4 separate regions of the Homo sapiens genome follow, and all the other regions are linked to region 3. A link is a loop called in an ENCODE intact Hi-C map of the cell type or tissue named here. Cell type or tissue: sigmoid colon. All regions are shown on one strand.

Evidence for each region. Peaks named below come from ENCODE experiments on the same cell type or tissue, not always from the same donor. Only the 100,000 strongest peaks of a DNase experiment are listed, where the experiment ranks them.
Region 1: a loop joins it to region 3, with 3 times the contacts of the local background. A loop is called at or near these places in 3 of 110 quality-filtered maps.
Region 2: it touches region 3 in a loop (3.0-fold over the local background); 4 of 110 quality-filtered maps call a loop at or near these places.
Region 4: it touches region 3 in a loop (6-fold over the local background); 2 of 110 quality-filtered maps call a loop at or near these places.

What each region holds. Positions count from the first base shown.
Region 1 is chr17:9,112,531-9,120,530 of GRCh38, reverse strand. All of the region lies in intron 2 of NTN1 (netrin 1), which reads right to left. Among named protein-coding and RNA genes, the nearest start is that of NTN1, 95 kb to the right of the region's middle. In sigmoid colon, no CTCF peak of the experiment used is centred here; DNase peaks (open chromatin) are centred at 4,470 and 4,900; H3K4me3 peaks cover 1,076 bases; H3K27ac peaks cover 1,156 bases.
Region 2 is chr17:9,017,978-9,025,977 of GRCh38, reverse strand. NTN1 (netrin 1) reads right to left here and starts at 4,468. Exons shown (of 7, transcript NM_004822.3): 1 at 4,393-4,468; 2 at 2,587-3,667. The coding sequence starts at 3,604. RefSeq lists silencers at 4,217-5,006, 5,057-5,106 and an enhancer at 4,527-5,070. In sigmoid colon, no CTCF peak of the experiment used is centred here; DNase peaks (open chromatin) are centred at 3,137, 3,537, 4,347, 4,557 and 1 weaker place; H3K4me3 peaks cover 4,406 bases; H3K27ac peaks cover 385 bases; H3K27me3 peaks cover 1,206 bases.
Region 3 is chr17:9,235,776-9,243,775 of GRCh38, reverse strand. NTN1 (netrin 1) reads right to left here. Exons shown (of 7, transcript NM_004822.3): 7 at 1-4,136. The coding sequence ends at 3,808. LOC124903923 (a long non-coding RNA gene) reads right to left here. Exons shown (of 2, transcript XR_007065614.1): 1 at 5,571-8,000; 2 at 4,792-4,997. Among named protein-coding and RNA genes, the nearest start is that of NTN1, 220 kb to the right of the region's middle. RefSeq lists a silencer at 3,344-3,793. In sigmoid colon, no CTCF peak of the experiment used is centred here; DNase peaks (open chromatin) are centred at 2,255, 2,835, 3,585, 3,865 and 4 weaker places; H3K4me3 peaks cover 1,551 bases; H3K27ac peaks cover 3,775 bases.
Region 4 is chr17:8,999,614-9,007,613 of GRCh38, reverse strand. It overlaps a transcript of NTN1 not described here. Among named protein-coding and RNA genes, the nearest start is that of NTN1, 18 kb to the left of the region's middle. RefSeq lists an enhancer at 3,163-3,792 and silencers at 4,417-4,466, 4,497-4,606. In sigmoid colon, a CTCF peak has its summit at 4,553; DNase peaks (open chromatin) are centred at 1,203, 3,685 and 4,383; H3K4me3 peaks cover 1,754 bases; H3K27me3 peaks cover 831 bases.

The DNA of each region.
Region 1 (8,000 bases), 120 kb after region 3:
GACCTGTGTGGGGGAGAAACCATCGCAGTCTCTCCCCAAGTAGGGGACTATTTGAAGAAAACTAAAGAAAATGTGAAGTCACCATGTTCCCTCACGCTTGGACATTTATGCAGGGCCCCCAAAATCCTTAACGTGGGGGAGAGAAGCCCAATGTGCCAAGTCTTGGGTACTCTCCCTAATAGTAAGTTGCACAGCATTTCCCATGGGCAAGGCACTCCTTCCAGGCACTTTTTTTTTTTTTTTTTTGAGACGGAGTCTCGCTCTGTCACCCAGGCTGGAGTGCAGTGGCATGATCTCGGCTCACTGCAAGCTCTGCCTCCCGGGTTCATGCCATTCTCCTGCCTTAGCCTCCTGAGTAACTGGGACTACAGGCGCCCGCCACCATGCCCAGCTAATTTTTTTAAAAATATTTTTAATAGAGATGGGGTTTCACCATGTTAGCTAGGATGGTCTCGAACTCCTGACCTCGTGATCCACCCGCCTCGGTCTCCCAAAGTGCTGGGATTACAGGTGTGAGCCACCACGCCCGGCCAGATAAGCACTTCTAAGAACTAACTTGTCAATTAAAACTGGGCAAAACATCTGTATAGTTACATCTCAAAAGAACGTATACAAATAGCCAGGAAGCCTGTGAAAAGATGCTCAACATCATTAGCCATCAGGGAAATGCAAACCAAAACCACAATGAGCACCACATCACACTCAGTAGGACGGCTAAAATAAAAAAAGGCCAGGCCAGGCACAGCGGCTCATGCCTTTAATCCCAATACTTTAGGAGACCAGAGCAGAAAGATTGCTTGAGGCCAGGAGTTCGAGACCAGCCTGGGCAATATAGTGAGACTGTCTCTACAAAAAAATTTAAAACCTAGCCAGGTGTGGTGTAGCATGCTTATAGTCTGAACTACTTGAGAGGCTGAAGCAGGAGGATCATTTACGCCCAGGAGTTTGAGGCTGCAGTGAGCCATGACTGCACCACTGCACTCCAGTCTGGGTGACAGAGACCTTGTTTCTAATAAATAAATAAATAAATAAATAAATAAATAAGCCAGGCACGGTGGCTCACGCCTGTAATCCCAGCACTTTGGGAGGCCGAGGCAGGTGGATCACCTGAGGTCAGGAGTTCAAGACCAGCCTGGCCAACATGGTGAAACTCTGTCTCTACTTAAAATACAAAAATTAGCTGGGAGTGGTGGTGTGTGCCTGTAATCCCAGCTACTCAGGAGGCTGAGGCAGGAGAATTGCTTGAACCCGGGAGGCAGAGGTTGCAGTGAGCCGAGATCGCACCATTGCACTCCAGCCTGAGGAACAAGAGTGAGGCTTTGTCTGAAAAATAAATAAATAAATAAATAAATAATACATTTTTAAAAAGACAAATAATAACAAGTGTTGGCAAGGATGTGGAGAAACCAGAACCCGCATACATTGCTGGTGGGAACATAAGATGGTTACAGCCACTTTGAAAAACAGTCCAGCAGTTCCTCAGAAAGTTAAACAAAGTTATGTAGGACCTGGCTATTCCACTTCTAGGCATATACCCAAGAGAAATGAAAACACATGTCCACACACAAATACTCATAGCAAGTATTATTCTCAATGGCAAAGAAATGGAAACAACTAAAATGTCCCTTATCCAGTGAATGAATACACAAAATGCAATATATCTCTACAATGGAATATTACTCAGCAATGAAAAGGAATAAAGTACTGATACATGCTACAACCTTGAGACTGGATAGACCTAGAGAGTATTATGTCACGGGAAAGAAGCCACACATAAAAGGTCACATATTATATGATTTCATTTCTATGAAATGCCTAAAATAGGCAAATCCAGGCAGACCGAAAGTAGAGCGGTGGTTGTTCAGCACTGGAAAGGGGGTGGGTGGGAGGAAATGGGGACTGAGTGCTGATGGGTATGGGTTTTATTTTGGGGTCCTAAAATCTATTATGGTGATGGTTGTACAACTCTGAATATACTGAAAACCACTGAACCGGTTTTTGTTTCTGTTTTTGTTTTTTAGACAGAGTTTTGCCCTTGTTGTCCAGGCTGGAGTGCAATGGCGCCATCTCAGCTCACTGCAAACTCCTGGGTTCAAGTGATTCTCCTGCCTCAGCCTCCCGGATAGCTGGGACTACAGGTGCGCACCACCACGCCCGGTTAATTTTTTGTATTTTTAGTAGAGACAGGGTTTTACCATGGCCAGGCTGGTCTTGAACTCCTGACCTCAGTTGATCCACCCACCTCGGCCTCACAGAGTGCTGGGATTACAGGCGTGAGCCACCGCGCCCGGCCTGAACTGTATATTTTAAATGGGGGAATTATGAGGCATGTGGATTATATCTCAATAAAGCTGTTAAAAACACACACACTTAATCCTCACATTGCTTGGAGGTAGACACTGACATTATACCCCTTTTACAGGTGACGAAACTGAGGCACAGAGGGAGTCAGTAGCATGCCCAAGGTCACACATACCTGGAAAATGGGAGAGCCTGGATTTGAGGCCACGTGGCATGGCCCCATGAGCTACGCTCTTGAGCGTTTCTAGAAATTGCTTGCAGCCCTGAGATAGGGCACCTGTCCCTTTTCACTTCCAACATGAGGGGGACAAAAAGGTGGCAGATGGTACCTCTCAGCCCTTTCCAACAGGCAGAGACTCTTTTTCCTACTGTGGAATCTGTCCTCCACCCACCAGTTGGGTGGTGGAGGCAGGGGATGACACGCCGTGCACATGGAAGCTTGTTTTTTTTTTTTTTTTGGTTTTTTTGTTTGTTTGTTTGTTTTTTGAGATGGAGTCTTGCCCTGTCTCCCAGGCTGGAGTGCAATGGCACAATCTCACCTCACTGCAACCTCCGCCTCCCGAGTTCAAGTGATTCTCCTGCCTCAGCCTCCCAAGTAGCTGGGACTACAGGTGTGCACCACCACACCTGGCTAATTTTCGTATTTTTAGTAGAGACGGGGTTTCACCATATTGACCAGGCTGGTCTCGAACTCCTGACCTTGTGATCCACCCTCCTCGGCCTCCCAAACTACTGCGTGAGCCACCGCACCCGGCCCACATGAAAGCTTCTTGAGGTAATGCTTTACTTGGTCCAGGTGCAGACCCAGGGCCAGTGACACTGTGAACCACCTGTCCTCATGCTTCTGAGGAGCGCAAGCCCAACTACTGGTGTCATCAGCCATTCTGCAAGTTTCCGCCCCAGGCCGGGCCCTTCCCTGGGAAGCAGAGTGTCCTCTGCCATCCTCCCTCCAGTCTGTGGCCCCTGCCACCAGGCAGCTCCTTCCCCTGGCTGCCAATGCCAATCTGCTTTATGTCCTCTCTGCCTCCCTGCCCTGTCTCTCGGCTTTCTCTCTATTCACGCGCTGTTTCCTTAGACGCTGCATTTTTTCCTATAACATCATGTCTGATCCAGACTTTCCTAAAAGCACCCTTTCACGCCTCACAGCTTCCCCGGGTGTCGCTCCCAGAGGCTCCTCTCCCCGCCCAGTGGGGCCATCCCAGCCCTCTCCCACCCCCCTCATTCAGGGAGCCACAATGCACATTTTCATATCAAAAGCCACCCCTTGTACCTCGGCCACAAATCCTTCCTGAAAGCAGACAAGATATCCGACATCAACTGTTAATAGGATGTGCCCCATGCTTACAAATATTTCAATCCCATACTCGTCCTTTCATAGAGTGGAATATGCCTCCACCTTTCTCCTTCCTGTCTACCTTCTAAATAATACCTTTCTCATCACCTTTTCTGGAGAAGAGAAGAGGTATTTTCCCACAAGTTCTGTGAAAGGACAGTCAGTCCCCAAGCAACACAAACGCGCTCTGTACTGAGAGGCAATTGGAAGCTGACCTTCTGGGGCCTTCCTAGGTGACAATGAGAACGTGATGGATGGCAGTGTTTTCTGGGCCTGGTTTTCAAGCCGAGGCAGGCACCGTCTTCCGCAGCCCCACTATCTACAGAAAGCCCTGGGATTTTAAGCTTTGTCAGTGAAATAAGGGGAAATCAGAGAGATGTGGGGAGAGAAAGAGGGCAGGGAGAGGAGGGGGCCTCAGAAGGGTGCCCTCCACCATCGCAGCTGCCCCTCCCCGGGTCACAAAAACAAACAGCGAGTAGAGACTCTAGAAATCACCCAGCTCGACTTCTGGAGCAAAAGATGGGGAGGCTAAGGCCCAGGGATGAGAAAGACGTGGTGAAGGCCACACAGCAAGCTGGTGGGTGGGTGGGTGGGTGGCTCAAAACTCTGTGGCTGCTTCCTGACCCTCCCGGGGGCTCTGCCTACCCCACCATGCCGCCTGCCCATGCCAAGAGGCACCTGTTCTGCCACCCCCGTGGAATGTTCTGCAGAGCCACTCGCCTCTGTGGACAAGGGTCTAGCTGGCCCACAGCCGCTCCTCCAGGAACAGCAGAGCCCTGGCTAGGACCAAGAGGCAATGTGTTCGGTTAACCAAGCAAGATGACGACACCCACAGGCGGCTTTCTGGGGCTCTAAGAAGCTGCCACAATCTGCCCCCGGAGAAACAAATGCAGAGAGGTTGAAAGAAAGGGCCACCCAGCCTGCCCCTGGGGCCTCCGCCCCTTCGGCTCATGTTTGTTTTGTTTATGGGAGGAAAATTCTCCGACTGTTCATAGAGGGAGAAACACGAAATCCCTTCCTCCACGGCCTCGGAGACGGCGAGTACACGGCTGCTGCCGCCTCGCCAGCCCTCCTCCACCGCGCACGGCCGGCCAAGACCAGCAAGCCCCATCCAAGGCTGCCCCGGCGCCTCCAGAGACTCCGCCACGGCCCATCCGTTCGTTTGTCTCTGGGGGCTGCGGCCCCGGGAAATGTCAGAGCCGTTTGTCCCCGCCCCGGGGGGGAAGGATGAGTCAGGGCACAGACCTCGGCTCTTGCCTGCCCTCTGCTTTCCTTCTGAGGCCTCTGAGTGTGTTTGTGAAGCTGGTTTTTAAATTAACTCCAGTGCACACAGTGGGAGGGTTTAGAGCATTTATCAAATCCCTCTCCAGATTTCAGCCGGGATCTGTCCAGCTCCAGGAACGTCACGTGGATGAGGACACTGGTCCAGCCAGGAGCCCGGCTTTCTCTTCCCGACAATGAGCTCTGAGAAGGAAAGCCTTTAACTGGTGAGCAGGAGACCCCCGGGAGACCCTGGGGAACACATGCAAGGCTGACGCCAGCATTGTGGGTCTTTGGTGAACACCTCAAAACCACCTCCATTGCCTATTTGCTCACCCCAAAGAGTTGAACATCCTTGAACTCAAAAGTCTCTCTCAAAGGCTTGAACTTACTGAATCGGTATTAAGGTGCTGTCTGGCCCACCCAAATGAATGAGCTCAAGTTCATTAGTTTTTCATTCACCCACTTACACAGTCCTTTCTCTCAAGGAGCTGAGGCAGAAGGAGAGGGGAGCTGTCACAGAACTGACGAACAGGAGTTTGCACAGAGCAGAATTTTCTACTGCACCCCCGGCCTGGCGCCCCAGCATCCTGCCCCATCTTCCAAGCCTACCACTCATCCACCCAAGAAAAATGCAGGTAGCATCTTCTCTCACAGAAGCCTCCCACCATGTCAGGTTCTAGAAATACAGACTGCCCTTGGGTGGTTCACAATCCAAAGACAGACATGAACAGACAGATGGGAACAGCAGTTTCATAAACTCTGCAGGTCAGTAGAAACCAGGAGCTATGAGAGAAAAGAGGAAGAAGTGCTGCCCAACAGTTTATACTGGTAACATCTTTCATCCCACTTTTATTTATTTATTTATGGTTATTATTTTTTTGAGACACAGTCTCGCTCTGTTGCCTAGGCTGGAGTGCAGCGGCACAATCTCGGCTCGCTGCAACCTCCTCTTCCCGGGTTCAAGCGATTCTCCGTGCCTTAGCCTCCCAAGTAGCTGGGATTACAGGCACCCGCCACCACACCCAGCTAATGTTTGTATTTTTAGTAGAGACAGGGTTTCACTATGTTGGCCAGGCTGGTCTCGAACTCCTGACCTCAGGAGATCTGCCTGCCTCGGCCTCCCAAAGTGTGGGATTACAGGTGTGAGCCACAGTGCCCGGCCTCCATGTTTATCTTTTTTTTTTTTAACTCAAGTAAAACATCAATATATTTTTTTGCAAAAAATTCAAACACTACAGAAATAGATGCATTTTGTAATTAAAAGTAACTTTTATATACCTTATACACCCTAAATATGTTAATAGAATCATGCAAAGCTTTTTCTAAGTAAGCATATGCACATTTTTTAAAAGTATCAGACCCGTCATACTTACACTTGAATCTTCCTTTTTTTTCCCTTACTCCTTTTAAGTCAATAAATAATACACAATATCTGAATAGCTGAATCATATATATATATATATATATTTTTTTTTTTTTTCTTTTTTTTTGGCACCCAGGCTAGAGTGCAGTGGCGTGATCTCAGCTCACTGCAACCTCCGCCTCCCAGGTTCAAGCAATTCTCCTGCCTCAGCCTCCCGAGTAGCTGGGATTACAGGCACACACCACCATGCCCGGCTAATTTTTGTATTTTCAGTAGAGATGGGTTTCACTATGTTGGCCAGGCTGGTCTCAAACTCCTGACCTCAAGTGATCCGCCCACCTCGGCCTCCCAAAATGCTGGGATTACAGGCGTGAGCCACCGCGCCTGGCCTGAATCATATATATTTAATTTTATGTCTACATTAGAGTTTATTTAGCTCATCTCCCATCGTTGGACATCTTTTTTTGCTGTTATAAACAACATTGCAGTGAACATCCTTGAACAAAATCTGCCTCTTACTCTGTACCATATGGATTTTGATTCTGCAGTTGGCTTTTTCCTATACTCTCTCCCTATATGACATCTCTATTTCCATCTCATTCTGCTGCCTTCTAGTCTCGGACTGTCCTCTCCTGAGCAAAGTCTGCTTGGATTGCACAAAGAAAGTGTCTTCCTGCAATAAGAGGGTGCCAATCTCCTGACATGTTCTCCCGGAGCTTGCTGTATAATCATTTTCAGAAGCGGGCTCCTTCAGATACAGTTGATGCTCATTAGCTGTGGTATTCACATTCTATCAAGCTGCCATGAATAGTCAGCAAATAATGAACCATTGCTCCCAGGGAAAATACAGGGTTAAGTTCCTGTGAGCCTTTAGTCACAACATTTTCGCAAACTGGTCAGTATGTACCCTTTTTTTATATGTATTTCTGCTTTAAAAATACCGTATACAGGCCCAGTGCGGTGGCTCATGCCTGTAATCCCAGCATTTTGGGAGGCTGAGGTGGGTGGATCACGAGGTCAGGAGTTCAAGACCAGCCTGGCCAAGATAGTGAAACCCCATCTCTATTAAAAATACAAAAATTAGCCAGGCGTGGTGGCGGGCACCTGTAATCCCAGCTACTCGGGAGGCTGAGGCAGGAGAATCACTTGAACCTGAGAGGCAGAGGTTGCAGTGAACCAAGATTGTGCCACTACACTCCAGCCTGGGCGACAGAGTGAGACTCTGTCTCAAAAAAATAAAAATAAAAAAAATTCTGTATACAAAACGTATCATTGATTCACCAGCACTGAACTTACAGCCAAAAGCAATACAACTTCTTACCTGAACGAATCGTATCTAACACATTTTCTCCATAAAGCAAATCACAGTCTTCTTGAGCTTGGGGATGCTAGACAGCACTTTAGTACTGTGGAAGGGGGTGGGGTGCATTTTTTTTTTTTTTTTTTTGAGACGGAGTCTCGCTGTCACCCAGGCTGGAGTGCAGTGGCGCGATCTCGGCTCACTGCAGGCTCCACCCCGCAGCGTTCACACCATTCTCCTGCCTCAGCCTCCCGAGTAGCTGGGACTACAGGCGCCTGCCACCACGCCCGGCTAATTTTTTGTATTTTTAGTAAAGACGGGGTTTCACCATGTTAGCCAGGATGGTCTCGATCTCCTGACCTCGTGATCCGCCTGCCTCGGCCTCCCAAAGTGCTGGGATTACAGGCATGAGGGGTGGGGTGCATTTTAAACAGCAAAAT
Region 2 (8,000 bases), 220 kb after region 3:
GGGTAGCTTGACTTTATATGTCAACAGCGTGAAATTCGCAAGAAGAGATTATGTTGGGAGGAAAATCTGAGCCTCTGATAGTCCAAAGTTACTTTTGAAGGATTTATTAATGCTTTTTCCTAGCACAGTGCCCTTTAGTATCTCAGAACACCTGTCAAATACTAATTCATTCACATATCTCCACTACAGGGCCTTTTCATAAAAAGCTCAACCTTTAATTGTAAATCACCCCTAAATTGTCCTTGCTGTCTTTCTCTTTTACAGAATGATGGAAAAATCACTAAGACTTCAATTAAGACTTTATGGGAACTTCAATCTGATGTTCCCAGCTATATCTACAAGGTATCAGAACATCTATTCAAAAAGGAAACTATAAATAACTTTAACATAGTTGAATTGGCTTTGCTTTTATGAGATGACTGAATAATTGGCAAGATTTAAAGATACTTTAACTACTGGGAATTAAAATAACTTCAGTAAAACCCAGAAAAATATTGTTAGCCAATCATTTGTCATGTAGATTATGTACTTATTAAGCCTAATTAAACTTTTTGAACAAAAACGGTTACTAATTACATTCGTTAATATGTTGATTGCTCAATTTAGCCAATAAAAAAAAAGGTCAATCCAATTTGTGTGCATAGTTAGTGCTTTGGTCAAGAGACAAAATCCCAAACTATAGAGATTATTTCAAGTGCATGACCATCATTATAACAAACGCAGGTTACGTGTCCACATCCAAACTGACGGCAAGACCTGGGGGTGGGTGGTGAATCTGAACAATACCAACGCTAAGGCAAATCTTCAAGCCAGAGAAATTTCACCACCACATCAAGTTTATTCGCCTAAATGTATTCACTTGCATTTGTCCAATTAGACCCTGATGGTGACAAGACAAAGTTATCTTTCATATGCACATACAAACTAAAACTGATAGCAAAACCCTGGGAATCCCTTTAAATGTCAATAAAGGGCTTTTACGCACAAAGGGAAGAAAAGAAAAGAGGAAGGAGGGGGAAAAGAAGAGATGGGAAAAACCAACATTTCCGAGGGAACTGAGCAGATCAAAGGAATTTTATTCTAGAAGACTACTAAGTCGGAGTGTAACTACACTCTCTCTCTCTCTGCGAAATCTTGAAAAGTGTCTTCAGACTGGAAACTAGTTCTGATCCTTAAAAGAAAGGGGACAAACAATTATGTCTGCAAGAGCGGGACACGAGCGTAAAAATGGAGGCCTCCCTTGCAACAGGAGGCGGGAGGCCCGGCGTCTTCAGACCAGGACGCCTGACTGGGCCTCTGCGGCGATCCGGCCCTCCAAGACATGTTTTCCATTCCCTTGCTCAAAACTCTGCATCCACAGTCATGAGGCACAAACTATTCGACAACAACATGACACAATTAATCAGAACCAGACCTCAAAACGTGTGTTTGTGGGGACCAGCAAACTTTGAAATGTGCCTAAGAGGGGCAAAGCAATTGAAGAGCCTCACACTGGCTGTTTGAGATGGGGAGATGGAGAGGAAAAATCTGTACGTTCATAAAGGATGCACACCAAATGGGACATTTACAGACTAAATAATTTTCGCTCAAATAAATGTGGGCTTTGGAGCTTTACTTCCCATACTGAAAAAGTAAGGTGTAGTCTTGCTACCTCCCCTCACCCTTTTTTTCTTTTTATGGGGAGAAACTGATTTCTGAGAGCTTCTGCAGCAGCAAAGTCGTCCAATTCAGAAGCAGAACGTATCCTTTTTTAGCTTCATTTCTGACCCAGCCGTATTCACCCGGTTTTGTCAGATTTCTCTTTCAGGAAATGAAACCCTATTTAAAAAGTGAGAAGCTGGACCCTTAGTTAATTCAAAACTGTTTAATTTCACCAAAGCCTGAAGCTAATAAAAAAAATCTGGTATACTTTTTTAGACCAGAATTGAATTCGTTTAAAATAATTACTGAACGCTCCGTTGTAATCAGCAGATAGTAATTAATTGAAATCACATCATTCTTCTTTTGCTAACACAAACACGCTGTTCAAAAGAGAGACAAAAATAGTTTCAAATCATGAAAAGACAAATGGAGGGCAGGAGTGATACTCGTCGGGTACCGAACTGACCCCAAACTACAAACAGTTCTTTGCCATCTCCCAAGGGATTTGTAGGTGTGGAGTTGGAACTTCCCAGGAACTGGGCCGGGGTCCCCAACCGCGAGCCCAGCTGCAGCCTTGGGAAAGGGGGGTGGGTGCAGGTGAATCCCAGCGTCCAACCCAACGAGGGGGAAGGCAATGAATGTTTGCGTTTGGATCCAGGGTTAGCGGAGACCTATCTGCAAATGTTCTGCCAAACCCCCTCCCGGGAACATTTCTCCTGCTGCTTCTTGGCTTCGCAGAGAGCACTGGGCGCAAATTCGGGCGTCCACCACGAGCGCCACGCGAGCGAGTGGACCTGCTCTGAGCCCTCCCGGGTCCCGGGCATCGGCGAACGCGCCTCCCGCCGTTCCCTCGACCCGCGCTCCTATGAACTCGCCGCTGCGAGGCCCAGCAGCTCCCGCCCGCGGCCCCACCCGCCGCCGGCTCCGCCGCCGCACCCCACTCACCCACGCACTCGTTGGCTTCGCGGGCTGTGGCGCGCTGCCAGGGCCGGTCGTAGTGGAAGGGCTTGCAGCGGTCGCACTCCGGGCCGGCCGTGTTGTGCCTGCAGTCGCACACCAGGCTGTCGTCGCGGTCGCGCACGCAGCGGGCCGCGTGGCCGTTGCACTTGCACCGGCCGCCCACCTGCAGGTCGGACACCGCGTAGAAGTACGAGTCGCGCGCCAGCTCCGAGTCGTCCTCGTTCTCGTCGCCGAACGTGTGCAGGCGGCTGAAGGCCACGCGGATGTCTGTGGCCGTGACCCAGTCCTGCAGCACGGGCGAGTTGTCGAAGTCGTGCGCCGAGGGCCGCCCGTCCAGCGTGCTGAAGGCGATGAGGCCGCCCGAGAGCGGGCGCATGTCGGTGTGCGAGTCGGTGCACACGGCCTCCTGCTCGTTCTGCTTGGTGATGGGCGCGCGGTGCGGCCGGTTGTACATCTTGCGGCACTGCGTGGAGTAGAACTGGAAGGGCACCCACGTGCGCCCGTAGTCCATGGACTTGTAGATGGCCATGGACTCGGGCCGCGGCGAGCAGAACTGCAGGCTCACGTAGGTCACTTCGAACTTCTTGCCGAGGGACAGTGTGAGCGTGACGTTGTGCGGGAACTGCAGGTAGTTCTCGGACTGCCAGCACGTCAGGTTGTGCGGGTTGTTGAGGTCGGTGAGGAAGGCGGGCGGGTGCGCCTTCTTGGGGTCGGACGCGTTGCAGAGGTGGCACGAGCGCAGCCGCTCCTCGCCGCGCTCGCTCACCACGCAGTAGCGCGCCGGGGGCCGGCCGCAGGTGCTGGACACGCGCACGTCCTTGCCGAAGGCCGCATTGACAAAGTCCGGGATGCAGCGGCGCGGGTGGCCGTTCTCGTCCGAGCAGGGATCGGGCTGCGCCGCCTGGCCCGCGAACATGCTGAGCCCGGGCCCGCCGCGCACCGCGCCCACCAGGCACGCCACCGCCGCCAGCGCCGCCAGCGCCTCCCACACTGCGCGCATCATGCTGCGTCCAGCTTGCCCCGGCCCTGCCGCGCCGAGGATCTGTCCGCCTGCCGCAGAAGGCGCCTGCGGAGAGAAGGGAGCTGCGCTCAGCCAGCCCGCCCCGCGCCCTCCAGCTCTCGGCGGGGTGGCGAGCGGAGATGCGGGAGAACGCCCGGCTTCCTGGGCACCCACCCCGCAGCCGACTGCCCGCCTCTCTCCCCCAAAGTCCCGCGGGCGGCGAAGCCGGGGCCCTCCAAGTCCGCACCGCTCGCGCCCCTTCTTCCCCGCCCGGCGGGAGAACGCTCTGCTTCCCCGCCACCGCCGCCCCCACGCCGCCCGAGGGGCATGCCTGAGCCGGTCTCCCCGTCCGCGACCAGCCCCCCTCGCACCCCAAGTTTCGGGCGCAGGAGAGCTGGGGGACCCCGACTCTGCACGGCCCGCGCCCCTTCGTCTCGCAGCCCGGGGTCCCTCTCAGATGCCCCCCGATCGCGTCCCCGCCGGAAAGTCCGCGTTCGGGACTTTACCTCTGGAGGGGGCAAAAGAGAAAGAAAAGTTTGCCTGGCCCCTCCGGGGAGCCCGCGCGCCGGTCGCCGGAGAGCCTCTCGCTCGCTGCTAGCAGGCGCGTCCCGCCTCAGCGCGGGCTTGCCAGCTCCATGCCCGGCGCGGCCGCCGCTGCCCCAGCCCCAGCCCCGGTCCCGGCCCCGCCGCCGCCTCTCTCGCCCGAGTGACTACGCGGCCGCCCGGCTCCCGCCGCTCCCGCCGAGCTCGGAGTGCTGCCCTGCCCGCGCCCGGGGCGCACACACACTCACGCTGGCCGGCGCGCACTCACACACACGCGCGCTCGCCCCCGAAGGCTCCGCCGCCGCCGCCACTCGCGCTGGGAGTGAGGGGCGGAGGGGAGCGCGGGGGCGGGGGGCGGGGCCGCCGGGCGGGGCGCCGGCCAATAACGTCCGCGAGCTGCCGCCAGCTCCGAGCAAAGTTTTCACCCCGGGAAAGAAGAAAGTTAAAGGGAACCGGCCCGGACGCCCGAGAGGGAGAGCACAGGCGGGTGGGAACCCGGGAGCCCGAGAAAGAACAGCAGAGACAAAGAGAAAGCGAGGAGAGCACCCGGGGAAACCCCGGAGAGGGGGCTGGGCCGGGCCAGGCGCGCACCCCGTGGGGGAGGAGGGGCCGCCGGGGACTGTCAGCCTCGCCCGCGCCCCGCGCCGCCCGGAGAGCCTCACGCCCGGGGGAGCGCGCGGGCGGGGGAAGGGGGCCACTTTCTCCCTCCCGGTCCCAGCCAAACACATCTGTGTTTGTTTTCTTTGCTGCGCGGAGGTCGGGCCTTCCTCTAACCCAGCCTGATGGCCCCCGGTGGCACCGCGCACAGGGCTGTGCCCCTGTGGGCACGCAGCCCGGGAGCGTGAGGAAGAGGAGGAGGATGTGACCTCTGCCTGCTCTCCATTTTTGCCCGAAGCCCCCGGGGTCCGGCGAGGAGGGGCTGCTCGCCCGCACTCCCACGGATATCACCGTGCGTGAGCCTGTCTGTCGGGAACGCGGCTTCGTTCTAGCCAAGGGAGCAGTGGTGGGCAGGAGGCTGAAGGGGTAGGAAGCTGGCAGCACCTGGACGCTGGCCACCGCCCCTCCAAGACGGGCCTGCCTGGTCTCAGGCATGGGGACAGCCCAGCCCTCCCCAGATCCCCTGAGGCAGGCGTATCGGTACTTCCTCAACCGCATTTTTAAGGGTGCAAAGCCCTGTAATAGCTCATGGGACCTCCACAGCAGCTTTGCTGTTGTATTAACTCCATTTTGCAGATGAGGAAACTGAGGGTCCCGGGAGCTGAAGAAACTCGCACAAGATCAACCCCCAAGTAAACATCAAAAACAGGAAGAGAAGCCTGGGCTCCTTCCACTGCAGGGCATTCGTCAAATGCATAACCTTGCCGAATGATGGTGTCATGGGGCATCTGCGGGGCCACCCAGCCCCTCCTTGCCTCATTCTCCATCGCCCCAATAAAAAGACTGAGGACAGTGACAGCATCCTTTGGTCATCTTGCAACAGCAGCCAGAGAGCTCTGGGAAAGGAATACACTGGGCCGAGAGTTTGGAACGGAATCTCTGCTCGTTTATTTGTTACTTGTAGATGTGTGGTCCAGTAATAGACCCGGATGAAAAGCCCCAGGTCCTGGTTCCGGCCCAAGGGCTGCCTTGCTGCATTAGCTCCATTAAGTGCCTCAGTTTGTCTTATTGGCATTTTCATAAACCCTGAGAATCTAAGAAGGGGCCTCGGGGCTCGTCTGGCCCAGCTCCGTCTCCTTGGAAGAAGGCCTTCCCCAGCCTCCCAGAGAGACGGCCACCCAAGCCAGCTCTTCCAGGGATGGGAGCTCACCACAGCTCAAGAAAATAAATCCATTCCATTGCAGGACAGCCTGGATTCATCTTCTTACCCCGGGGTAGCAATTTAGCTGTGCCTTCTTGTGCCGTTTACCACACTCTGCACTGTTTATTTATGCCTTACCTCACCTTGTGGCAGAAAGGATTTCAGGTAACTTACAAGGGTACATAAAATATGACACAATAACAAATTAAAAGTGAGGTCAAAGGAAATAAATGAAATGGTTAACCATGGTGACCTGTGAAATCGCAATGGTATACTGAAAGGCAGCATAGCTCTTAGGAGGAAACGCTTCGGAGCCAGGGTACCTGGGTTCAAATTCTGCCTCTGCTGTGTGACTATGGAAAGTCTATGCCTTGGTTTCCTCCATCTGTACAAGGGAGATAATACTTTCTACCCCACTGGGTTGTGAGCATCACGTGAGTTGACACATTTGAATATTATAGCTGATGGGATATAGACATACATATTGCAGGTCTGTAACACATATAAATAGGCTTTCTCATGTATGCAAATGTAAATATGCATAAAACCAGGCACATAGTACATGCATATAGAAATGTTAGCTGTTAGTATGAGGTCGCTTGATCTATACAGAAATTTTAAATCATTTAGAGAACACTTAATTACAGGGAAAGATGTTCATGACATATTATAATATGAAAAAAGCAAATTAAAAACACACAGTATAATGTCATTTTAATTTTTTAAAAAGTATGCATAAAAAGACAACACAGTTAATAGTGGTTATCTCGGAATAATGAGATTACAGGTGATTTTTATTTATCTTTGCTTGTATGCTCTCAGTTTTGCACAGTAAAATATGAAGTAAGAGAACAAAGAAAAGCTAAGAAGGGAGACAAAGTCGAGAGGAGGATACAGGTCCAATGCACCCTGGAGTTCCAACCTCTACACCTCTTCTGAGTGGGCCACAAATTTGTCCCTAAGCTTTCCTGCAGCTAAAATGAGGAGACCATGTTCATTACACAATTCCCAGTGTCCATGAGATAAAAACAGACCTACTGCTCAAGGGAATTACAACTATTCTTGGTACTAAAATCAGATAGGAATTTCTTGTGGGGGCGTGGCCCAGAAAGGGAACACAGTATGGGGTAATGAGCAAACGTCCCTGACAACATCCCCAAAACAGTCACAACAGTGAGCTCGGTTGGACAGTTTCTGTGATCCCCCTGAATGTAAGCTGATGGCATCGCATCAAAACCCAAGTCAGGAAAAGACATTCCAGCAAAGAGGAATGGAAAAGAAGCAAATTGGGGTGCTCAGCTGACTGGGGTACCTTTTGGAGCATCTACAAGACTGGATTGAGAAGTGCTTTCCAAGCCTTCCTCCTGAATGTTGTTTCTGTCCACAGAGCCTTTTTTTTTTTTTTTTTTTTTAAGATGGAGTCTTGCCCTATTGCCCAGGCTGGAGTGCAATGGCGCATTCTCAACCTCTGCCTCCCGGGTTCAAGCGATTCTCCTGCCTCAGCCTCCCAAGTAGCTGGGATTACAGGTACCCACCACCACACCTGGCTAATTTTTTTGTATTTTTAGTAGAGACGGGGTTTCACCATGTTGGCCAGACTGGTCTCAAACTCCTGACCTCAAGTGATCTGCCCGCCTCGGCCTCCCAAAGTGCTGGGATTACAGGAGTGAGCCACCGCGCCCAGCCTATGTCCACAGAGCTTTTGATGGCCCTTGCATGGCAGTAAGTTTGAAATGGCTCTTGGTAGAGTGTGGCTTTTCTACATTGCCAGCTGAGCTTAGGCCAGGGGTCTTCAGGAGAGGATGAGCGGGGTCACCTTCCAGTTTTATTGTGGTCACTTAGGTCTACGCTTATCATCTTTAGTAGTTCCTGGTGAGCAGGACTGTCTTACTCACCTTGTATCCAGGAGGTCTAGAACCTCCTGTAATACGGTGGAACTCCTCTACGTCCATTCCAAACCCCCCTCTCTGTTAAGTCTGCAGGTGGCCCAAACCCTACGCTACACAGCAGCCCAGATCAAGGTTCTCTGCCTCTTCAGATTCTTGAAACCAGTCCTCT
Region 3 (8,000 bases):
TACGTCATGGTCACAACTAAACATTTACAATTCTGAGTGAACAGAAATCCAAAACACAGGAGGGGGCAGAGGGAGGAGGGGAAGTGCATTTGGGAGGAGGGAATGGGAAGAAACGTCCAATGACAGGAGTGGGACTGGTTTGGCTTTTGGCAAGGGGCGAGACCCCACAAGTACACATTTTGATCCCCCCCGGTGTGCCATGGCCCACAGGAATGTCTTGTCCACGGACCATGGCCAGTGGCCCCATCAATGGGTCTAGTCTGTCCACTCTGGGCTTCAAGGGGACTTCCTTTAAGTGTTGACAGCCTAAGCGTCTTTCACTTTCCTGAAGGCAGGAACCATTCCCCAGTCCCTTAGGGTCTCTTCTTGAGTTCAGTCTCATTCCAACCTGGGACAACTCCAAGAAAGTAAGTCCGTACCCCTCTCCAGCATGCCGCGACTGAGGCAGAGTTCCAGGGCCTTGGAGCAGCTCCCAGCCTCCCTGGGCTGTGACCCTCCCTCCCTGGGTTGTGACCCCAGGTGTCCCTCCCTCCCACATAGAGGCCCCTGGGGATGCTGCCTCCTGCCCTGCTTTCCAAGGACAGAAGCAGTGGGCAGAGACCACAGCCAGCAGGTGAATCCCGGGGACAGCCCTATGTCCTCCCCCGCAAATCTTCGGCATTACTGCGTGTCCGTAAAGCAGGCACTCAGCTGTCAGGGGCACCAGACCACCCAGCTGGTAAGAAAAAGGACAACTGGGGAAGCTGTTTCAAAAACAAAGACTAATCTGGTATGTTTTTCTTCAAACAAACACCTACATAGCACAATTCTGGTTAATACACTCTTCAAAATCAAAATCTAGTTCCGTTTTACATCCCTTCCTAACTGTACAAACCGGGACACCTCAATTCCCATTTCCCTCTGCTCCTTGGAGTGGGGCACCGGAGTGGAGGAGGGGTGCTTTCCCAAGGATGGTGCTCACCGCAGAGGCCGGGGCTGCAGTCGGGAGTGGTGGGCTGGGTCCTGGCTGGGTGTGTGGATAGGAAAGGCAGCTCGTGACGACCGTGCAATCCCAACAGTGACCTGGCTGCTAGCATGGTGGATCTGGTCACCCTGACGCATTCCCCAAGGGCCAGACCACCGGGCGGACAGCCTGTGCCCTGCGGGGTGCTGAGCCGAAGGGAGGGGCAGGACACTGGCTGAATTTTCCGCAAGATGCCTTGTTGCTTGGCGTGTCGCCAGCTCCGTTGCTGAGGTGGCCTCAGAGACCACCACAAATGCAAGCCCCTCACAGGACACCCGTGAGACCCAGACCCAGGGTGGGATATCGTGGGGCTGCCACAGCCCTTCTGGGCAGGGTGAAGAAACCACACTGGCATAGACAGAAATAGGACAACCGCCCCAGCAGCGTAGTGCCTTGTGATGCTGATGGCGCCCAGCACACCACACTGGGCATCCGAGGGGCGCTGACAGCTTGGAGAGGGGCCCTGTCTTCTAGCCTTGGGCTGGATTCAGGGAAGCCAAATGCCCCTTCCCAGGGCAGGTCTGTCTGCTCCCTGCCCCTGAGGCACCTCTGCCAGTCTCTCCTGGAGTCTCTCCAACCACCCTGAGGCAGCCAAAACACCTTTCTAAAAACACCTTTCTACCACCTCTTCGGAGCATCCAAGGCCTGCCTTCCTGGAACCTGGAGCTGCCATCTGGCAAGTCCGTCCCTGCATCCCGCACCACTTTGCTGCCTCCTCTGAAGATGTGATTGTCCCCATGCCCTACCCCACCCCGGGCTCCTGTTCTCCAGCCCAGATGCCAGTGTCCTCAAGAGGCAGTAACCAGGGCCAGGGGCTCGGTGGCCACTCCCCCAAGAGCACCCTCCCAGCCTGCACAGGGATTGGGCGGGTAGGCTGCAGAGCTGGAGTGCAGTGAGGGCCAGCGTGGCCCCTGGTCAGAAAGTCGGGCTCTGGAGTTTGAGCCCCAGTCCTGCCACCAATTTGCAGCATGACCTTGGGCACGTGTACTCCAGTCTCCTTGCTGGTGATAATGAGTCCCTGTCCCACAGGGTTGTCATGAGTACACACTGGGAGCATGTGGGTAAAGTGCCTGGCACACAGCAGGTGCTCAATAAATGGCAGCCGTGATGCGGGTAAATGTGGGGAAGGCGGAGGGAAGCCAGACCACCGGGGGCCGAGCTTCATACTTGGTATGACCCTTTTGAGCAGCCAAACTCTGGCCGGGAAAGTGAAACCAATTTCCTGACTGTGAGGGGAGCCAGGCCTCTTAATTCAGTGCGCCGGGTGTGAGGATGTGGGCCAGAGGCCCGGGCAGTGCAGAGAGCCCAGGAAGGCAGGGAGCCAGGAGGCCCCAGGGCACAGGAATGGACCCTGTGTGAGGAGGTCAGAACAAAAGGGGCTGCCTGCTTGAGGACCGTGTCTCTAGGAGATTTTGGAAGGAGGGCTGGGGCACAGTGGAGGGCACGGGCAGACTCCACAAAGACCGTCTGGAAAGGCACGGTCAAGGTGTGGCCCAGGCCAGACCCAAGACAGCTGTAGGGGGCAGGCCGGCAGCCTCTGTGCCTTCCCTTGGAGAAGCCAGCATGGCCTCCTTGGCCCCCAGGAACCTGGTCATTCCTGTGCCCCTGCCCACCCATGGCTCAGGCACTCTGGTACTTCACTGAGCCAGCAAACCCCATCCCAGCTCAAACAAGCCCCCGGCCCCAAGCCAGGCCCAAGTGCCTTCGCAGCCTGCAGACTCCAAGCCCGTTCAGGCCCTTTCCAGCTGTTGACATTGCTGAGGGGCCTTGCGGGAGCTGATGTCATTTACATAAATAGTGTCACTGCCGTAAACCCAGCCAGTGCCCCTCCCCCTCCCCCTGGAAAACGTCATAAAAAGGGCTGGTTCCAAGTTTCCAAAAGGAAACTCTCTGGGAGGTTTTGCGTTTGCGATGCCTCCTCCAACAGGCAGCTCCAGCATGAGGCGGTGACCACCCGGCTTGGGCTTCTCAGGGGTGTCCCTGGGCCCACTGCCTTCCGGATGGGCCAGCCCCACGCTGGGCAGGGGCAGGGGCAGGGGCAGAGACAGGCAGCAGCAGGGGCTTCCTCTCCTCTCTCCACAGGTGAACCACTCACCGACCCCAAGCCCCCACCCAGTAGGACCCACTCAGCAGGTAGCAGTGGAGACAGAGGCCGCCTGGGGCATGCTGGCTGGACAGGAGCTGTCCACTCCCCAAATGCTGCCAGGCCCCTTCAGATGGAGGAGTCCAGGCTGTGACAGCCAGGTGGCCCGCGGGGAACTGCTAGAAGGGGCCGGGGAGAAAGGGGGGGATCCCGTCGGCTGCGTGTCGGGTGGTGGTTTGGTGGGTGCTCCGCGCCCCGCCCACACTACGGGCTTGAGAATTCACAGTTCTCCTCCCGTCCACGTCTCCGCGCCATCCACGCCCCGCGCCTGGGGCCCCAGTTGTGCGATTCTGCGCCCGCCCCCGGGCCCCAGGGCAGGCTGCCCCCAGCCCCTCCACGGCGGCCGCGCCCAGGCCCAGGGAAGCGCGTCTCTGCTCTGGAAGGAGCCCCGTGAGGTAGCTACGTCTCGTCATTTCTCCAGGGCCCGGCCGGCGGCGCACCCCGCCCCGCGTGCACGCGGCTCCCGCCCAGAGCGCGCAGGGTGGGGGTAGGGGGAGGGGCCGCCGAGGGTCCCGCCCCCCGCGCCGTGCGGCCCCGCCCCCTCCCTCCCCCCACCTGGGAAAGCCCTCGCGGGCCAAGTCCGCGGCGGCCGGGCCAAGGCGCCCGCTCTCGCTCGGCCCCGCCCTGGCGCCCGCCCGCCCGCCCGCCCGCTGCCTCGGCGCTAGGCCTTCTTGCACTTGCCCTTCTTCTCACGCTGCTGGAACTTGCGCAGCCGCCGCGCCCACGTGTCCCGCCACTGGATCACCAGGCTGCTTTTATCGGCCACGATGCCGCTCTGGTCCGGAGAGTCCTCCGCGTTGCCCAGCAGCAGGTACTTCTTGAGGGGCTTGATTTTGGGACACTTGCAGGCGATGTCCCGCGAGCGGATCCACAGGCTCTGGTCACCGCGGCGGATGCGGCTCGTGCCCTGCTTATACACGGAGATGATGTTCACCGTGAACTTCCACCAGTCCCCCGCCTTGTCCGCCTTCAGGATGTGGATCTGGACGGCTGCAAGGAAGCACAGGCAGACGGGTGGGCTCCCAGCTGCTGTGGCTAGGTCCGCCCTGCCTGAGCCTGGGGAGAAGGGAAAGGAGACCCAGCCCCAGGAAGTGACTGCACAGAGTGGCCCATACAGGAGCGCGTGGGTGGTGGCAAGCTGATCGTAGACCCCCACCTGCTAACAACAGGGCCAAGAAGCCTTGCCTCCCACGCTGTGAGGGTGCCACCCAGCACTGCCGTCGGGACAAGCCATCTCCTGGCCTTGTCAAGGCCCACTTTGTCCAGGAAGCCTACAGGTGCTGACCACGCCCCCAGCACTCTGGGCAAGCTGTCTGCCCAGGGCAGGCGCTCGGGTGAGAGCAGTGCTGGCGGGGAGAGGGAGGTTCCTCAGGGGTGCGCTTCTCCAAAGGCCCAAGTCACTTTACACCAGCCCTCATGACACTCCACACACAGCCTGGCCCTCCAACCAGCCTCAGAAAACCATAATGGGTCCTCAATGCTCAGGGACAGAAGATGAGAACCCACCCTTTGGGGTGGCCGTAGTGCCTTTTCCAGAGCCCCGGGAACCTTGGACTGCCGCTTCCCACGCCTAAGCCATCCCTACCAGGTGGCCTCCCTTCCTCCATGCCGCCCAAGGTCCCCAGACCATTCCTCTTACTCCAAATTCTCTGCCAGTATTTTCCCTAGTAGAAGGACTTCCCCAAATGGAGCATGCATCAGAATCCCCTGGCCGGCTTGTGAAAATACACTGCTGGGCCCCGCCCCAGAGCTTCAGATTGAACAGATCTGGGTGAGGCCCTAGAATATGCATTTCTCACAAGTGGTGCCGATGTCATTGACTCAGAGGACAAATGTTACCAGATGTCATTTCTGCAAGATAGTAAGGGAGATTTCAAAAATAAGAGACGCTAAATAAATGAGAAACTTTGCTCTAGTAAGTTTGTGAAATACTAGGTTAAACAAAGTCAAGAGGTTCCTTACTGCAAGACTTTTCAGAGCCTTTAACCTAAGAATCCTGTATACGTGTGTTGGTTTCTCAAACAACTGTGACTGCAGAACCCTTTGGTTGGTGCATCTCAGGTCACCAGAGCCTCATGGGGCCTTCTTGGGGACCTGCTGGGGGTGGACACATGATCATTGCCCCCAGACCAGGGGGTACCTGGAGGGGCCTCTGCTGTACTCACCTCTGTTCAAGAGAAACAGCCATCCACTCACTCCCCTGCCCCGCACTGTCTTCCCCTCACTGATCCCACCCTCACACACTGTAGCCTTCACTGGGCGAAACACCTTTATTCCCCAGGCTGGGCCATGGAGTAGACTTGAGCCCTCCTGAGACAGGAGCAGCAGCTTGAAGAAACCAACACACAGGCAAGCTCTGTGGCTTCAGCAGCCACAAGGACACCTCCCCAGGGAACGTCCAGCAGTCATCACTTCCCCACTTACCACTCCAGACAATGGAACCACCCCAGCTGAGCCTGCCCTCCTATGCTGGCTGGCTTCTGTCAACGTCTCTGGGGGCCACTCTGCTCCTGCACTCCGAGGGCACCCCCCTGCACCCACACATGGACCAGGGGATGGGGAGGGCAGGGACAGCCGAGTGCAGGAGAGCACTGAATGCCAACCGAGTCATCCTTCCAGGGTGAGGGAAGCGGATTTTCCCGTATTTTCATTTCAGCTGTTCCTGGGCATCCTGAACTTTGCACTCCAGTCTGAGGGCTCCAAAGAATGGCTGCCATGGCAACCGTTTCCATGTTTTTGTCACCAAGGGACTCAACACTCAGTGTGAACTCTGGGTGGGGGGAGCCCTCCAGCCCAGAGAAGTGGCTGGGCCGAGTGTATTTGACTGTGCAGACAGAGGTCACCGTGGCAACTGAGTGCCCCTTAGCTAAGCAATGGGGGAGCCACCCCCAGCATCCCTGAGAGCCCCGCTTTCCTCTCCCCAGGACTGAGCTGAATACGAATGAGCTCGGGATATGGCTGTTTCTGCCGTGCTGGACACCTCGGACCCCTTGTACAGCTGTGGTGTCCCCAGCCAGCATGGGCTGGAGCAGCCCAACAAGGATGCTGCAGAAGGCACCCTGGGCTGGGGCTCCAGGAGAGCTCAGCTTTGATCCCAGGCTCCGAGCATCTGTTGGTGCTGTGTGCTGAATGGTGTCCCAACAAATTCCTCTGTTGAAACCTTACACCTTAACCCCCTGGACTTCACAGGGTGACTTTACTTGGAGATAGGGTCTTTAAAGTATAATTAACTACCCATTAAAATTTTTAAAAATGTTAAGTATAATTAAGATGAGGTCATTAGGGTGGGCCCTATGACCTGTGTCCTTGTAAGAGGAGATGAGGACACAGACACACAGAGGGAAGACCCTGTAAGGACACGAGAAGGTGGCCATCTACAAGCCAGGAGAGGACTTGGAGGAAAGCAACCCTACCGACACCTTGATCTTGGACTTCCAGACTCCAGAGCTGTGAGAAATACATTTCTGTGGTTTCAGCCACTCGGTCTGTGGTACTTTGTTCTGGCAGCCCTAGAAGCTAATACAATTCATCTTGAAGATTTTGGGGATGTTGGGCCTCTGCTCAGGGCCAGGCAGAAGGGCAGAGCTGGCAGAGTCTCAAGTTTGCTGAGAAGAGGCTAGAGAAAGAGCTGGCTGGAGAAGGCCTAGCCTTAGACTTCCTGCAGAGGCCTCCCAGGGGGCCTTCTCACTCCCTGGGGTCATAGCAGAAGGGCCAGTGAGCCCTGCCCAACCCTCTCTGGTCTCTGAGCTTTCCCCCATCAGTGAATGCCCTGGAAACCAGGCATGGCATCCAAAGCAGCCCCCTGTGCTTCTCCAGGCACTGCCACACGGTCCTGAAGGGGACCTGCTTAACTGCCTAACACCAAGGGCAAAGCCCTGAAAGGTACCTTCCTCTGGACACCTTGCTGCCGGGAGTCCAGAGGGATAGAGCAATGGACAGTGGTCAGTCAGGACAAAGCAACCAGCCCTTGTCCTTCCACCCCCAGCAGATCTCAGCAACTCCAGGGGTGGGAGCTGTCCTGGCCGCAGGGGCAGGGACAGGTAGTGGTAGGACTCATGATTATGCTGGAAAAAGGCCACATTTCCGCTGCCCTTGGCAACACCTCTACACATTACACAGCTCACCAAGTATGAGCTACATATGCAGTGCATGGGCCAAGCCCCTGCCATGCACATACAGCTGAAAATATTCAAAATGCGCATTGCAACAGTGACCTCAAACAGACCTGCCCTGCAGGTCTGGGAGCATGAGCATCAGCACCCACACGGCACTCCACCAGGCTGCTGTCACCTCCGACCAACCTCTGGCTTGAAGCAAGGAATGATGGGGATCTCTGGGCTACATGGAACCTGGCGCCCCTCCCAACCCAGATGTACCTGTGATGTCACCCAACCAGGGGGCTTGGCACAGTGGTCTATGGGCAGCTCTGCCCATCTTAGGACCATGGCCTCGAGGACGGGCCTCTTAGACCCTATCAAGGTTTTAATGTTAGTACCCCCCCCCCCAAATTCTTATGTTGGAACTTGATATCCAGTGTGAGAATATTAAGAAGTAGGGTCTTTGGGACATGATCAAATCATGAGGATCTCACCCTGTGGATGGGATTAGTGTCCTTATATAAGAGGCTGACCGGGCATGGTGGCTCACGCCTGTAATCCCAGCACTTTGGGAGGCCGAGGCAGGCAGATTGTCTCTACTAAAATACAAAAAATTAGCTGGGCGTGGCAGTGGACGCCTGTAGTCCCAGCTACTCGGGAGGCTGAGGCAGAATTGCTTGAGCCCAAGAGGCAGAGGTTGCAGTGAGCCAAGATCACGCCACTGCACTCCAGCCTGGGTGACAGGGGACAGGGCGAG
Region 4 (8,000 bases), 240 kb after region 3:
GAAGGAAGGAAGGAAGGTAGGAAGGGAGGGAAGGAAGAAAGAAAAGAAATAAAAGAAAAGAAAGGAAGGAAGGAAGGGAGGGAGGGAAGGAAGAAAGAAAAAAGAAAGAAAGATAAAGAGAAAGAAAGAATGAATGAATGAAAGAAAGAGAAGGAAGGAAGGGAAGAAAGGAAGGAAGGGAAGAAAGAAAAAGAAAGAGAGAAGAAAAGAAGAGAGAAAGAGAGAAAGACAAGGAAGGAAGGAAAGAAAGAAAAGAGAGAGAGAAAGAGAAAGAAAGAAAAAAGGAAGAAAGAAAGGAAAAGAAGGGAAAGAAAGAAAGAAGGAAGGAAGGGATGAAAGAAAAGAAAGAGAGAAAGAGAAGGAAGGAAGGAAAGAAAGAAAAGAAACAGAGAGAAAGAAAGGAAGAAAAAGGAAGGAAGAAAGAAAGGGAAGAGAGAGAAGGAAGGAAAGAAAGGAAAGGAAGAAAGAAAAAAGAGAAAGAAAGAAAGAGAGAGAAAAAAGAAAAGAAAAGAAAACAATGGAGTCTCGTAATCACAATTGTACTCGTAATTATAACCATGGCGGCTAGCATTTCTTGAGCACTTACTGTCAGGCCCCGTGGAGGGAGCTGGTATGCTGGGTCTTGGCCAGGGGGCTTGGTGAGGCCATGATGGCGGTGGAGAAGCTGGAAGTGAAATTGTGAACAGCTTCTCTTCTTAGGGAAGACAGGGAAGGAGAGGATAACCCAGAACTATAGGCCCCAAGAGTGGGTGCTACTAATATATCTTTCTTGTTCCCTACTGTAACCCTGAGTACCCAGCACAAAACTTGACACATTGTGATCACTCAAAAATGTTTGCTAAATGAACACAGAAGGGCCCTACCAGGGCATCCATATGCAAGGAACATGGATTTCTTGGTGTCCAGGGCCATATCTGGGCATAGCATTAGTTGGGTTAATTTGGTTCTGCATCCATGAACCTTCATTTCCCATCAATTCTTCTTCCACATAAAGAAGATTCATGTTGCACGTCATGTTGGCTTGGCCCTAGAATGTGGATGATGTCCTTGCCATCATCAAAATCTCACAATCTGTGATGTGCACACACACACCTCACATCTCCTGGCTCCGGATTGGGAGTCCAGCCTTTTCAACAGAGCCAAGGCCCCTCCCTGCACTGGGTGTCCTCGCTCAGCATCCAAAGGGCTCAGGAGTCCACCACCTCCTGCCTGGGCCCCCTCAGCGAAGATCTGATTTTCTCATCATCTGGATAGTCTCAGCGACTCGCAGCAAAGGGATGAACCAAGCTGACCTTTCTGGAGGTTTGTTTAAAGCAGAACAATGTTTGTCTTGTCCAAACACTATGAATTACTCCAGAGAAGCCTGCCCAGTTTTACAATTCGCAGCTACAAATGGCTTACATAAATAGGGACTTGTCCCCCCCACTACCCACCACCCCCGTACCTGATGGCTTCTCCTCCCCCTACCCACTTTCTTCCACTTTTCCAGGCCTTCTCTTTGCCCCTCCACCGCCCACTTCACACCTCCAAACCCCAGCATGCTGAAGGGGCAGGTGCTGGCATTCTGGGCCACAGCTCACACCTGGGTTATTGCTGGCATGGGTCCCCCTATGGCCGGCTGCTCTGTCCCTGGCGTGGGCAGATTTGCCTTGCCAAGGGGGGCCTCTGGGCACATTTGTACTGTCTGTGTGGGGCCTGCAGTGTGCAGTGTTAGGTCCAGCTGTGAAAGCACATTGGTAAGAGAAGGCCCCTGGGTTTGGGGACTCAACATCCAGGCAGCCTGCGGTGCACTCTGGCCTCTCCTCATCTGGCTGGGTGCACAGTTCACCCCCTGCCGCTCCCTCATTGGCTGCACATTCTGGAGGATACTGGAGCATCTCCTAGAAATAGACCTCACCCACTATGGCCTCCAGTCTGGGAGGACACCGAAAAGACTGTTCTGCAGATCATATGTGACGCACATAGAACAAGCAAAGCCCATGGTCCTGGGAGAGAAGGGCCTGCTAGGTAAAGAACCTGATTTGGGCTGCATTCCCCTAAATATGGTCCTTATACCACCTGCATCAACATGCTTCAGGATGCTTGTTTAAAATGCAGCCTTCTGGGCCCCTCCCCAGACGTAGGGAAGCTGTGGGGCAGCGGTGGGGAGGAGGAGGGAGGGTGTGTGTGTATGTGTGTGTGTGTTGGGTCGGGGTGGGGGCGGTTGGAAGTCTGATGCCCAGAGTCCGAGATTCACTGTTTGCCATGAAATCCATTCTGGCTCAAGCCCTCTAATTAGCTGGGTGACAACTGCAAGTCACTTTAGGCCTCAATATCACTATCTGTATAATGGCTCTAGAATCTGTGGAAGGATGTTTCCAACTCTTAGAAAGCGTGATTTCAAGGACAGCTGGATATCAGAACCCGAAAGCCACAAGGGGTGGGTGGAGGCAGCCTGAGAGAAAATCTGGGAGTCGCTAAAGCTCCCAGGAGAATGTTGGTGAAGACGTGGAGAGATGCGGGGGAGGTGCAGCAAGGTTGGTGGTCAGTGGTGGGAGCGGTGCCTGGGATCCTTCTACTGAGAGCCCCCTTACTTGGGGCCACATGTGATCTCATTTTATCCTTGTTTTGCAAATGAGGAAACAGACACAGAGGGGAGGGATGACTTCCACTCAGAAGTTGATGAGTAGTACGGAGATTCCATCTCCCCTACACACCTGGGACACGCATCTGGCCATTCCAGAAACTCCCCTTCGTCCCAGCTGTGTCAGTTCTGCCTCTCAACCGAGCTAAGATTTCGCCATAGAGCCACAGCTCTTTCTCTTCTCCCAGTGGCAGGATTCCACTGGGTGAAAGGGCCCAGGGCCAAGTCGGCCGGGTGAGGTGGATACACGCTGAACCCCGAAGACGGGAAAATCCAGAGTCTGGAGCTTCACCTGGCTAGAGCCGAGCCAGCCCTACCCACTGGAGGCGCCACAGCCTGGCTGAAGGCGCTGGCGCGGCGCGGTCCTCTGGATTAGGGCTGCGGCGGGAGCGCACGATCCCGCTGCACCAGTGGGCTGGGGGTGCCGCAACAGGAAGGCCCCAGCATTCAAACTCCGTAGGCCGTACGTGCCCAACACTTAGCGCGTCACCGGATCCAGAAGGGATCAAAGGATAAAGCCTCCGTCACCCGCTCAGCAGATGTCCCCAGGCGGACCCGAGGGTCCCAACAGGGGTGGCGAGCAGGAGGCCGGGGAAGACACCGTGTCACCTTCCAGGCCGCGAGGGCGACGGGGCTGATAGCACAAGGAACTCGGAATAAAAAGTCTGTGCAGGTCGACCCTGTTTCTACTATCTATGCTTGTGCATTGAACTCCATTCACAATTTGGGAGCCCCAGAAGCTTGCCGTGTCGCCTCGGGCACGCTCCGGAGGGTCTGGGCCGCGGGCCCTCCTCTTTGGCGAACCTCGGGGGTTTTGGACGGACGCTCCCGAGCCCCAGCTCCGCCGTCCGCGCCTTGAGCAGTCGCCTGCGCCTCCTTCTAGATGCGCGTTTGATTTTCTAATCAATCTCTTTGTCCCCTGCGGCCTTCACCCGAGTCTCCAGTTTCCCCGTTTCCCTCGGCCCCCGCCTGGGTCCAGCTCTCGCCCGACTTTCCCGTCGAAGGCACTCGAGTGAGTGATTCCCGGGAGCCGAGGCCGAGGCCGGCGGGTCCGCGGCGCGGGCCGGAGCTGTATGGAAATGGCCAGAGGAGCCGGCGGGCGCGGCGGCGATTTATTCTGGGAGTGACAGCCCCTTTGAGCGCTCGGCGAATGGCATTTTCTGTCTGTGAAAGCCTTTCTTCCCACCTCTGTTCAGATTAGCCCGGGGGATGAATGCACCCATTATCCAGCCCGCTGACCATTCTGAAACGCCAAATTAATTACTAAGCACTGAATCAGGCGCCGGGGCCGGGGCACCGGGAGGTGTGAAAATAGCGAGCGGCTGGAGATGGGGAAAGCGAGGGGTGCAGCGCCGAGGGGGCCGGGCGGGGTGGCCCGGGGCGCGGGCGCGGCAGGGCCGGGGCTGGCTTGGCCGGCCGCCGAGCGCGACCTGCCGGCGTGACCGTGCGCGACCGCGGGGCCAGCGGGCTACAAAGGACCCGGGCGGGCAGGAAGGCGCGGAGCCGGGGTCGCGGCCCGGAGCAGGCTGGGGCTCGCCGGGACCGCGGCCAGAGCGCGCCAAGTGCGCAGGACGCGGGGCTGGGGCTCTGGCGTGCGCCCCTCGCCGCGCACCAGTGCCTACTTTTCCACGCACCGCCCGGGATGGCCGCCCCCAGACGGCCCCGGCCCGCGGCCACCCCCGCCATCCCCGCGCAGGCTCTACGCCGCTCCAGCTGCCCTCCGAGGCCTTCAAGAAAACTTGGGCGCCGCCCTCCGACCGCAGCCCCAGCCAGAGCTTCCCGAGCGCGGGGCAGCCGCGGGCCGCCCCCACCCGGCCGCGACTCGGGATCCGCGGGTGGCACTTACCTCCCCGAGGCGCCGGCGGCAGCGGGAGGCGAGCTCTCCGCGGCTCCCGTTCGAGTGCGCGGGGCACGGAGGAGCGCGCGCCTTTAAGACTCTTCCCCGAGACTCCGCCAGGTGGTGTCACGCCGGCCCGGCCCTCGCGGCTCCTCGCCCCGCGGCCACCCGGCTCCCCTGCCCATCGCGGGCAGAACACCAGCCTCCCGCTCGCACCCTGCGCCCCGCCGCTCGGGCTCCAGTGGAGCTGGGCCAAGATAGGATGCGTGTAACTTGGGACACACAACTATCCAACAGAAAGCCACCCAACCTACACACTCTAGCTTTGGTTTGTCTGGGAGTTGCAGGGGTCTTTTTGTTTGTCTGTTTGTTTGACCGAGTGCTGGGGGTAAAAATGGGGAGGAGAGAGCTGAGAAGTCTGACCCAAGGACGTGCGATCATGTCCCCACTGCCATCACCAGCGACAAACCTCAATTCCATGCTAACTGGTCTTTTTGCCCTTCATCCAAGATGGTCTGCTGACACGCCTCCCCCAATGACCATTAAAATGACTGAAGAGATAAAATAGAGGGAGAACTGTCGCCACTTAACACTAGGGGAATGCGTCATTCACACTCCTGAAACTTAGAAAAGTTTAAGAGGATCCGAGGGATGGCTGAAGGAACTCCACATTCATCAGGCGAGAAGCAGGAGCCGGCCTGGGAATCCCCAGCACAACACTCCCCCGGCGCGCCTCCTCCAAGCTCTGGGTACGTGTGACAGTTCACCCGCGAGGCCGGCGCCTGGGAATCTCTGCCGAGCTTAAGGCTGCTGGAGGACACAGGTTTGCCGGCATAAACTAGGATCCTAGCTTCAGGCCATTATTAAAATTTTACATCATATGCTTGCTCTTTGAAGAATCATTTTTTGACATTGGCATTGTGATTTCAAACTACGTTCATAATTAACTCAGTTTTTCTCTTTTTTTTGGTAGTGGGTGTGTGTGGGGGTGGGGGGCGGTGGTGGCGCAGGTGTGTGTGGGGGCGGGGGGCGGTGGGGGCGCCGGGCCCTGCTCAGTCATCCTGGCTGGAGTGCAGTACAGTGGCGGGATCATGGCTCACTGCAGCCTTGACCTCCCAGGCTCAAGAGATCCTCCCATCTCAGTCTCCCGAGTAGCTGAAACCACAGGTGCATGCCACCACGCCCGGCTAATTTTTAAAACACTTTTTATTTTGTAGAGACAAGGTCTCAATGAGTTGCCCAGGCTGGTTTGGAACTTCTGGCCTCAAGTGATCCTTCCATCTTGGCCTCTCAAAGTGTTGGGAATACAGGTGTAAGCCACTGCACCCAGCCTTCTAACTCAGTTTTTCTGCCTACATTGTTTATTGTCATTTCATTTACGTAAATGACTTCCTCATTCCTGAGTTCCTTACTTTGATTAATTTCTCACACCACTGAAATGCTACTTTGAGTAAACCTTGGGGGAAGGGTGGATGGACGGTGGATTTTTTGAGTCTTCGCATGTCTCAGATTGTCTGTTACTTTATACACAGACAGTAGTTAGATATAAGAGTCTAGGGTCATAATCCTTTATTTACACTTCAACTCTCTAAAATAGGCATGTTGCTAGCATTAAACAGGGAAGCAAATGTAAAGCACTTACCGTGTTCTGCACCTAAGACGTAGTAGAGGATCCATGACTAACTATTTATGACTATCCTTTATTAGTTATTGATTCATTGTCTGTCTTGTGCTTTTTTTTTTTTTTTTTTTTTTTTGACAGGGCCTTGCTCTGTCCCCAGGCTGGAGCTCAGTGGTGCGATCGCAGTTCACTGAAGCCTTGAACTCTTGGGCCCAAGGGATCCAAACCTTGGTCCAAGATGGTCCACTGACACACCTCCCCCAATAACCATTAAAATGACTGAAGGAATAAATAGAGAACCGTCGCCTCCTGTGTAGCTGGGACCACTGTCATGCCTGGCTAATTTTTCAATTTTTTTGTAGAATCAAAAAATCTTTTTGATTCTTTCTTTTCTTTTTTGATGGAGTCTCGCTCTGTTGCCCAGGCTAGAGTGCAGTGGCGCTATCTTGGCTCACTGCAAGCTCCCCTTCCTGGATTCACGCCATTCTTCGGCCTCAGCCTCCCAAGTAGGTGGGACTACAGGCGCCTGCCACCATGCCCAGCTAATTTTTTGTATTTTTTTTTTTTTTTTTAGTAGAGATGGGGTTTCACCGTGTTAGCCAGGATGGTCTCGATCTCCTGACCTCATGATCCGCCCGCCTCAGCCTCCCAAAGTGCTGGGATTACAGGTGTGAGCCACCGCACCCAGCCTTGATTCTTTCTTTGTTGCCCAGGCGGTCTCAAACTCCTGGACTCAAGTGGTCCTCCTGCCTCAGCCTACCAAAATGTTGGGATTACAGGCATGAGCTGCTGCACCCAGCATCTTCTGGTTTTATGGTTAAAGAAATTTCTCCTAGGTTTTATAGAAGACTCTCTTTCTCTATCTCTCTTTTTATGCCATCTGGCTTTAATTTCCTTTCTTTCTTAAAAGAAAAAAAAATCTATAGGTTCTGTTACTGCCTCCTTTACTAAGTGTGACCTTGAGATAGTTTCTTATTCTCTTAACACGTTCGTTGCTTCTCCTATAAAATGAACAAATTGGACCACATGGTTGTTGTGGTACCATCCAGCTTCAATAGGCTGGGTGTTTATTTGCCTATGATTAAAAAGCAACAGCCCTGCCACAATGAAAAACCAATTCACAATGATTAGGATGGCTGTAATAAAAAAGACAGATAATAACAAGTGTTGGCGAGGATATAGAGAAATTGGAACCCTTATACCTCGTTGGTAAGAATGTAGACTGGTGCAGCCATTGGAAATACTCTGGCAGTTCCTCAAAGGTTAAATGTAAAGTTACATATTTACATATGACCCAGCAACTGCAATGCTAGGAATACATCCAAAAGAAATGAAAACACATGTCCACACAAAAACTTATACACAAATGTTCATAACAGAATTATTCACAATAGCCGTAAACTGGAAACAACCCAAATGTCCATCAACTAATGATTGGATAAATATAATGCAATATATCCATACGATGGAATATTATTCAGCCATTAAGAAGAATAAAGAATTGATACATGCTGCAAAGTGGATGAACCTTGAAAACATTATGCTAAGTGAAAGGAGCCAGTCAAAAAATACGACTGTGGGCCGGGTGCAGTGGCTCATGCCTGTAATCCCAGCACTTTGGGAGGCCGAGGTGGGTGGATCACGAGGTCAAGAGATCGAGACCATCCTGGTCAATATGGTTAAACCCCACCTCTACTAAAAAATACAAAGATTAGCTGGGCACGGTGGTGCGCGCCTGTAGTCCCAGCTACTCAGGAGGCTGGGGCAGGAGAATCTCTTCAACCTGGGAGGCGGAGGTTGCAGTGAGCCGAGATCACGCCATTGCACTGCAGCCTGGCGACACAGCGAGACTCCATCTCAAAAAAACATACAAACAAACAACAACAACAACAAAAAAAAATTGTATGGTTCCAGTTATA